Regions from separate parts of the Mus musculus genome. Here region 2 is linked to region 1. The links are chromatin contacts, found by Hi-C in ENCODE. All regions are on one chromosome and are shown on one strand. Each heading gives the region's core, a stretch centred on a gene start or an enhancer-like site at or near the end of the contact. The rest is flanking DNA. Distances are from core to core; before and after follow the strand shown.

Region 1 (4,769 bases), core at 1,939-4,438:
AACAATGTCTATTCTCAAGAAATGGGTATGGGAGGGGTACAAGGAAAGAGTCTAATGAAGGTGCAGCAATGGGCACACACCTGGTCAGAACATTGGCAGACACACAGGTTCAAGGAGTGGCCAGAGCATTGTGCACCTCTATTTTTCTAAATCAGTGAAGCTAGTTCTGCTAACACTGACGTCTATCTTGCCAATTTCAGGGCTTCTGTGTCCTTTTGCATTCTGCCAGGATCTTTCACATACACATATATTAAGCTAATATTTGCATTTCCCTCGATTTCATTATCATATGATGTAATATCACATTGATTAAAGATATCAGTAGTCAAGTGCTGTAAATGTATATTGTCACATGTAAGTTGAGTCATCATGCTTCAAGGGACAGTGTACCACGTTATAAAACATATGTGTTTGCAGCTGTTCTTAGGCTAGTTACAACATGTCAGGTGGAATTATGACCTTGTTATTGTTTTCCTTTGTAAATTAAGCATGACATAAGGAGTTGATATTATGTGTGAAGTTGACAAGGACTGAACTTGGGATGGCTAATCTTGGTTGTCAATTGGACTGCCTTTGAAGTAAACTAAAACCGAAGATGCTGGGCACCCACTTAGAGATTATCTGTCTTACCCTCTCTCTTCCTTTGTGAGATAAGGTTTCACTGTGTAGTCCTGGATGTTCTGAAACTCTCCATGATCTTGCTTGGTCTCAAACTCACAGAGATCTGACTTCCTCTGCCTCCCACACACTGGGATCATGGGTGTATGTTACCATACCCAGAGATACTAATCAGATTTTGAAAGCACCCTAAATCTGGGTGTAGTGGCTATTCCTGGTTGTCAACTTGACTATATTTGGAATGAACTACAATCCAGAATTGGAAGGCTCACCAGTGACCCTTATCCGAAGGCTGGGAGATAGAAGTTTCTGATCTGGATCTTGGTATGGAGATCTTGAGGCATAGTGGCTATGGATTCCAGAAGATTAAATCTCCGAGTTCAAGGTCATCTGGGATTAAAGGTGTGGTGGAACACACCTTTAATCTGGGCTACATCTTCTGCTGGAGACAATATAAGGACATTGGAAGAAGGGAGTCTCACTCTTGCTCCCTTGCGTGCTTGCCGCGTGGGACTGAGTAACTGCTAGATCCTTGGACTTCCATTCACAGCTGCTACTGACCATTGTTGGGAGTTGGACTGCAGACTGTAACTCATCAATAAATTCCTTTACTATATAGAGACTATCCATAAGTTCTGTGACTCTAGAGAACTCTAACTAATACACTGGGTCACACCTACTAACAGCTTATAAGACATGGAAGAAAAATTTTGCCTGCTTGCCTTCACTCTCTCTGGCAAGTTCATCTCTCCTGTTGCCGGAGCCCATACTAAATCCAATGACCTTCAGATCCCAATGAAGACCATACCCTGATAGCTCTCCAGGAATCTCCCAGGAGTCCAGCAACAGATTGGGGGCGCAGAAACATGCAGCTCCGCGGAATGAACAGCAACTGGATTCTCAGTTTTTCCACCATGAATCAGCCATTGCTATATCACCCCTGACACACCCTGTCAGACACTCTAACACCACATATATAAAACTAAATATACATGCATTCAACATATCAGTTCTGGGCATTTGGAGAGCTGGGATGGCTAGTCTTGGTGGTCAACTTGACTACATATGGAATGAACAGGAATCCAGAAATAGAGGGTGTGTCTGTTAGGGACGTTTTTGCTTGGTTTGAAGTGGGTGGATCCATTTCTGCTCTGAACCTTTAAGATAAAAAGACATACACCTTTGATCTGGATAGTGAGGTGGGGAGGTGCAACTTTAATCTGGGCCACACCTTCTGCTGGAAGCCTATATAAGGACATGGAAGAAGGAAGCTTTTGTTCTTTGCCTGCTTGCCCTTGCCTTGCTAGCACATCCATTCCTTCACTGACATTAAAGTCTGATTCTTTGGGATTCCAGTGTATACTGAAGACCAGCAAAGACCAGCTGAGACATCCAGTGTCACGGACTGAACTGAGCAACTACTGGATTCTTGGACTCTCTGTTCACTGCCATCCACCATTGGAATAGCTGGACGGCAGCCTATAAGTTATTCTAATAAATTCATATTACGTGTGCGCTCTCTCTCTCTCTCTCTCTCTCTCTCTCTCTCTCTCTAAGTTCTGTTAGTCTAACACAGAGAACCTGTATACATCCCTTGGCATCCCCATTCTCCCTATTTGTCTCTCTCACTTGTCCCCTTGTCTCTCCTTTCATGAAGGTTGAAAGACTTACTTATATTTCTTCTTTTTGTCCTTCAGGACTGGTTTTCATATCAAATTCACCACCCCTTTTAATTGAATTGTGAAATGTTCCTTTTCTAGCACTTAAAAGTGTCTGCAGAAGTTTGAAATAATTTGTTCTTTAATGTTTGATTAATTTAAAAAGTGAGTTGAAAAGTACCTAGGGCTTAGGTATTTCCTTCTTTCCTTCCTCCCTCCCTCCCTCCCTCCCTTTTTTCCTTCTCTCTTTCCTTCTTTCTTTTCTTTTTGAAAGTGATTGTTGTCTCCTGGCCAGTTTTAAAAAGCATGGCTCTATTTTGACTTTCCCACTTAAATACATTTTCTTATTATGTATTGTGTGTCTGTGTATGCCGTGTGTGGGCATACCTGTGACACAGTACCTGTCTGGAGGTCAGAGGGCAGCTTATAGAATTCTGTTCTCTCCTCCTGCCATGTAGGATTCTGGAGACCAAACTCAGGTTGTCGGGGTTAGCAGCAAGCGTCTTCACCCACTGAACCATTTCACTGGGCCCAGATAATTATCTTTTAAAGAAAATTGCTTACATCTCGCAAGCTTTCCAGATTATGAACATACAAGGTCCACTGTATCTAAATTCTTGTCCTTCAATCTAGCTTTCTTTACTTCCCTGATGAGACTTGTTTTTTCTTTACTGAGAAAAGCTAGGTACCAGCTAAGAGTTTTCATTTTTGCCCCTTTACACATGCCTTTGCTGTGTTTTCCAGGTTAACATTTCCCACACACACAGTTCAGAAGCTTCCAAGCGGGTTTTCCCTTCAAAGGCTTACCCCGTCTCTTGCCCCGCCCATAGCGCCCGGGCCCCGCCCCCAGGAGGCCCCGCCCCCGAGGAAACGGATGTGGGCTTCCGGAAGCCGGAAGCGGGCGAGCACTGTGGACCCGGAGTCGCTCGGAGCTGAGGCTAAGAGGCGGGCGGAGCCGGCGATGGCGGAGAAGTTTGACCATCTGGAGGAGCACCTGGAGAAGTTCGTGGAGAACATTCGGCAGCTCGGCATCATCGTCAGCGACTTCCAGCCCAGCAGCCAGGCGGGGCTGAGCCAGAAGCTGTGAGTGACGGCCCGGCAGGGCTCGGCGCGTCTGTGCGAAGCCCCTGCCCGCCGGCCTTGGGGACCCCACTGGGGCTCTAACGTTCATCCCGGGTCCCCGAGGGGAGGCCGGTTCTATCCTGACCGGACCTCACAGGGGAGGCGAGTTCCGTCCTGACCGGGGCGGACGGGCTCCATCCTGACCCCACTGGAGGCCGGTTCCACCCTGACTCCACTGGGAAGGAGGATCTGACCGCACAGGAGAGGAGGCTCAGTCATGACCCCGCTGGGATAGAGGTAGCTCTAGGTCCATCCTGGCCGGACGTGGAAGGCCGGTTCCACCCTGACCCCATAGGGGAGGAGGATCCCTCCTGACCCCACAGGGGAGGCTGGCACCACTCTGACCCTACAGGACAGTCTGGGACTACCCTGATGCCGTAAGGGGAGGTAGGCACCACGGACACTCCACCCCACCCCACCGCACTGGGGAGGTTGACTTCACACCTCAGGGGGGCCCTGAGCCACCTGCTGCATAGGCCTCGCTGTGGAAGAAGGCCACCACAGAGGGTTGATTTCTTGACAGTATCTTGTGTAGGCCTTGGAATGGCCTACAGGGAAACAACACAGTGTTCAGGAGAAGGCCTCACCGCTTATATATGGGACACTTTCCAGGGATCTGGAGTGGTTCTGGAGGGAGCCGAGGTTCAACCCACTAGGGATGGGCTTTTTCCTTGCTGACTGTGGGTACTGCACTTAAACTGGAGCCCACTTCTCCACGCTGTCTACCCTGAAACTCCATTCAGTGACATGCACTCCAGAAAGCTCTGCTCTCTCTTCACCTCCTTTCTGAGTTTAGAAGGGAAAAATTAAGCATCTGAACATATTTTGTAAGTCCAAAGGTGTCCCCAGAATCCCGTGGCAATTAAGGGTTCAGGTGTGTGCAGCATTAGGGAGGAAGAAGCCTGTTAAGGTAGCTAGCGCCAGTCTCCCGACTTCCCTCTGATCCCAGCCACTGAGCTGCCTTGGTGCTGGTGCTCCTGGGTTAGGAAGGTAACATGAAGGTACAGGCAGAGCAGACAGGTAGTCAGGTTCATCTGGGAGAAGGAAGCCAGCATAGCCCTAGCTGAGACACGGCCAGTCCTGCCTCTAGTGTCTGGACCTGGAAGCCGCCTCTCTGTGTTCCCACCCAGGGGAGACCCTTTTCTGGAATGAGAGACTGCCCAAGAAACCATCTCTACCCACAGTTCAGTCTCTTAAAGCTGGGTACAGGATTGTGTCTCACTTGGGATGTTTACTAAGGTATAGAGTTGTGGTCTTGCCCCTCAAGGAGGGCTTTGTGGGATGGGAACAAGCTGGCGCATTGCCTAGACCAGAGCCTGCTGTGACTGGCCTTGTTCTCTTATCCAGTTCCCGTGGCTATCTCATACCCAG
Region 2 (4,670 bases), core at 1,102-3,601, 830 kb after region 1:
GCTTTTCTACATACTTTGCTTTGGTTACATTAATAGAGAAAAGCTTCCATCTCTCAACATACAGGATATAAGCACAGAGCCTCCTAGGATGTTCTACCATCTTGCCAGACTCACTTTGCAAATTAAATACAGAGCTCAAGCTAGCTCTGAAACACTACTGCCTGGAAAGCCTTTTCAGAAGCAACCCTCCTCTTGGTGGGAGCACAGCCCTGGGGCTCTTTTACTCTTGTCTGTGGCTGCTTTCACACCTCAGTGGCAAGTGAGCAGGTGTGAACAACTTCCCAAAGCACAGTTATTTATGATCTTGCCTCTTAAGGGAGAAGGTTTACAGACCAGGCCTATACAGAGCTAAAGGAACCTCTCCTTTATTCCCTGCTCCCCAAAGTGTGACCTGGAGGGAGGGAACAAAGGTGTCCTTGGGAAGCAAAAGCAGCAGCTTCCAGGCCAAAATAAAGACAGGCGGTGGGAACAAGAGACCCAGCAAACGGACTGGATGCAGGCTGTCAAAGAAGGAAGGCACCAGGATAGCCACCAGTTTCTGGCCTAAGCAACCTAAAGAAATCAATGGCACTGCTCACTCAACAGGACAGGGACTCCTGGTGAGCAGTGTGTGAATGCAGCTCTCCAGAGGGCTAAGAAGAATGGGTCACACAGCTGTCTGTTCAAATACCTGCAATGATTCACCACCACCTCATCCAGAGAAGCCCAAGCTCATACAACGGTGTGGGTGTATGAGAACCACACAACCAGGGCTCTTCTGGCTCTTCTGACCTCTGCAAATCCTAAATCTTCAGTCTGCTGTGGCCTCACCGGTCTTCTCAAGCACACCAGGAAAGCAACTACCCCAGGCCTTGAGGCATCCACTAGGATGTCGGGCTTCAAAGAAATCAACCGAACTCGCTCTCCTATAACCTTGTTCAAATACGATTTTTCCAAAGACCAGAAAATCTCAGCAGCCAAAAGCCTGGTCCTTACCCACTCTCCCCTCCTACTTTTGCCTGTTTGTTACCAATATGTTGCTTCTAATGTAACTTTCCTCTTCTCTTTGCGTACATTGTTATAAACTAGCAGGGGATCAAAAAATTTGAGTAAATAGGCTCAAAACACAAATATGGTCCATTAAAGAAGCGTTCCATTCAGAATCTTTTAAGGGAGGGGAGGGTTATAAGATGCCTACACGATGTGGCCTAGCTACAACATGGCTTGACTCTCCATCTTCTCTATGAGAGTGCCAAACCATTTCCTATTCTCCAAGCAACTAGAACATACGAATCGGCGCAGAGACATTGCACTTTACAATAAAAAGCAAACTTCCACAGATAGCTAGCTAGTCTGCATCCCTTATCTCGTCTCACCAACCCCGAGGCTGCCACAGGCTTTGCTCATCAAACATCAAGAAACCGTCCCACTTGTTAAAACCGATCTCCAGAGCTACTTTTCAACATTCACAACTCCCACTGCCTCAACACCACCTCACCAGAACCCCCTGACATCTTCCATTATTTCCTTCCCAACATCTAAAATCCTGTCGAGTCGTACTTGCGCACGTTCATCTTATCCGTGTCCAGGTGGTTTACCAGAATATGAACAGTGCTTAGAACACTGGGTAGAAAGGGGATGAACTGAACGGGAGCAAGGGCAAGTTCCGTTTTGCCACTGACAATAGGTGAATGGAACTCTAAGACAGAAAGCTGTGCGAGTCTCCAGCCCTGAGCACTGGGGACTATTTCTATTGCATCAGTAAAACCTAGAACCCATCTGCAGCGATCCATTGTTAAGAACAGGACATGACACTGTAACAAACTACCTAGACCCACGTATGTTTATTGGACAATTTTAATCAGACAACTAACATGCTACTTAACAAAAGCTAAGCTTGGCAGTATATTAATAGATACGTGTAAGCTAAAATGCAGTTCCGTTCCGGAATCTTGGAAGTCTAGCGACCTGGGCACGCAACATAAAACCCTTGCCTTCAAACAACAAATAATTAGGAGTGCGAGGAGGCCTTCATCACAGAGAGGAAGATTCCCTCCGCGCGTAGACAGCGTCACCCACCAACCAAACTGGGCCCTGCAAACCCTGAGTCGGGAAGACGAGGAGTCCTGAAGAGCACGCTCACTCTGTCCGCCGCCGGCATCGCAGCAGCTGAACCAATTCTGTCCGTGATTAAACAAAGCACCGGCACCCGCCCCCAAAACGGCGCAAAAGGGTCAGCCAGGGATCCTGCGTACCTGCTGCAGGGAGGCGCAGCCCTGACACCGCGCGAGGTCGGCTGGCCCGGGCGCCGCCGGGTGCGTCTCGCCGGGCATCATGGTGCTGCGGCCCGGCCTGCAGGGCGCGCGCTCAGGGGCCCGCTGCCTCGGCCCTGCTCCGCCGCCCCAGCCACCGCCAGCCTGGCCGCTTCCCGCCGGGCGCGGGCAGGTCCATGCGTGCGCCAAGGTCCCCGTGGAGCCGGCCTAGGGCTCAGACCAGCGAAGCAGCCCAGGGCACTTGAGAGCGGCGCAGCCCCGAGGGCCCAAAGCGACGACAGCACACGAGGTCCCCGCCCCACCCAGCCCCGCCCCCCGTCGGGGCTGCCCGCAGATCCGCCTGATCAAAAAGCCAGAACGAAGCGTGGTCGTACAAAAAGCAAAGCCTTAGGACACATCTTGGAAGAGATGAACAAGAGCCAGGGCCTGCCTTCACGAACTGTCTGTGCATCTGTCAGCTGCCTCATTACAGGCCCTGTGTAGACGCCTAAATCCCTTCAGCCTCCAAGGGGCGGGGGTTTTGCGATGTCATTGGCATGCCGACCACCGAAGGAGGACCCGAGCCTGGGTTTGGAAAGTGCGAACGCTTCTTGCAGAGCTACTGCACTATTCTCCCAGTAGACAGGCAGGGAGCGGAAGAAAAACTACAATTCCCGGAGTGCCTCGCAGCGGCAGGGTGAGCACCGCCTGGAGGCCAACCTCTAGGGCTCCATGCTCTGCTACTAACGTGTGGGGTGTGTCTGCACGCAGCCAACCAGACAAACCCCTTCGAGCCGGTTTCCCAGTCATCTTCACCCTTAGGCTGGAGAGGTGGAAAGAAGAAATCCTCATTCAGCTTTAAAAGCCACTTGAAATCAGGGCTTGAACTCTCGCTGACATCCTAGCATTGTATCCACTCTCCTCAGAAACTTTGTTGCCATCAGTATCTGTCTACTAGGAAGTTTCTGGCGGCTCCTCATCTTCTGGTTACAAAGTCCCAATCTCAACAACAGTGTTGCATTTATTAGTGAGGGTTCTCTAGAGTCACAGAACTTATGGGTAGACTCTATATAGTAAGGGAATTTATTGATGACTTATACTCTGTAGTCCAACTCGCCAACAATGGTCAGCAGCAGCTGTGAATGGAAGTCCAACGATCTAGCAGTTGCTCAGTTCCACAGGGCAAGCAGGCAAAGAAGAGAGAGCCTATCTTTCTTCATCTAATGTCCTTATGTAGGTCTCTAGCAGAAGATACGGCCCAAATTAAAGGTGTGTGTCACCATGCCTGGATCTGGGACTTGCTTTGTCCCAGATGACCTTGAACTCAGAGAGCTTCCAATCTTAATCTCTTGGGATTCATAGCCAGTATATGCCTCAAGATCTCCACGATAGGGGCTGGTCAGATGGCTCAGCGGGTAAGAGCACCTGACTGCTCTTCCGAAGGTCCAGAGTTCAAATCCCAGCAACCACATGGTGGCTCACAACCATCCGTAACAAGATCTGACTCCCTCTTCTGGTGTGTCTGAAGACAGCTACAGTGTACTTACATATAATAATAAATAAATCTTAAAAAAAAAATCTCCACGATAAGATCCAGGTCAGAAACTTGTATCTCCCAGCCACCAGATTAGGATCACAGGTGAGCCTTCCAATTCTGGATTGTAGTTCATTCCAGATATAGTCAAGTTGACAACCAGGAATAGCCACTATAATTTATTAAGAGGGCATCCAGACCCTGCACATCTGTCCTAAGCCTCGGGATGGAAAATGCAACTCAAAACCCTCACACCCTGTTCTGTCTTCAAGCTATCTTCTTTGACGTTGAAAGACCATATAGATACCCAGAAATAGCTGAATGCCTTGTCATTGCTATTTGCACCCAAGCAAGACAGGCCCATAACCTGACAGTCTGTGTAGAAGGTCCAGGTTTCCTCAGAGGCTGGCGAACAGAATGTGTAAGGTTACAAGAAGAACATGGGTTTTGGTTGGGTCAGAGTCAATCCCCAACTAACAAGCTAGGTCTGGCCACCCAACCTCAACAGGCCAATTAAAGGGCATACTTTATAGTTAAAAGCAGAAAAAGATATCTCCAAAGTGGTCACATTAGGAAGAAGAAAGATCCAGTAATTAAAAAAAAAAAGATTTCCCCAACCTCAGCCCTGATCCAAAGCCCATCTTCAGAATCCTGACCTGGGTTTAGGTTTAAGTAGAGAGCAGGAAGTATGCATGGGTAGTCACGGTAGCTGTGGTCCTTCCTATCATAAACCCACTATTGTGTCTGCTCTAGCTTCTGCTGAAAGGCTATCTGACAAGCTGCCAAAACGGTGAGAAAAATCTTTGTCTAGATACAGGCTTCCGTTCTGGTTGGCTTTTGGCTTCAGCCATTTCCTTCTTCCAACATGGGATTCCTGTGGATACAAGGATCAATGGTCTTACAGT

What was found. A loop is a pair of places that touch in the nucleus more often than their neighbours do.
Region 2: a loop to region 1 is called in a map of T-helper 17 cell, with 3 times the contacts of the local background. The contact joins the promoter of Ice1 here to the promoter of Med10 in region 1. A Hi-C loop is called at or near these places in 2 of 37 maps with a recorded cell type or tissue (T-helper 17 cell and v-Abl transformed pro-B cells).

What each region holds. Positions count from the first base shown.
Region 1 is chr13:69,806,694-69,811,462 of GRCm38, forward strand. Med10 (mediator complex subunit 10) reads left to right here and starts at 3,189. Exons shown (of 4, transcript NM_138596.2): 1 at 3,189-3,359. The coding sequence starts at 3,238.
Region 2 is chr13:70,635,283-70,639,952 of GRCm38, forward strand. It overlaps Ice1 (interactor of little elongation complex ELL subunit 1), which reads right to left and starts at 2,352. Exons shown (of 19, transcript NM_144837.3): 1 at 2,235-2,352. The coding sequence starts at 2,315.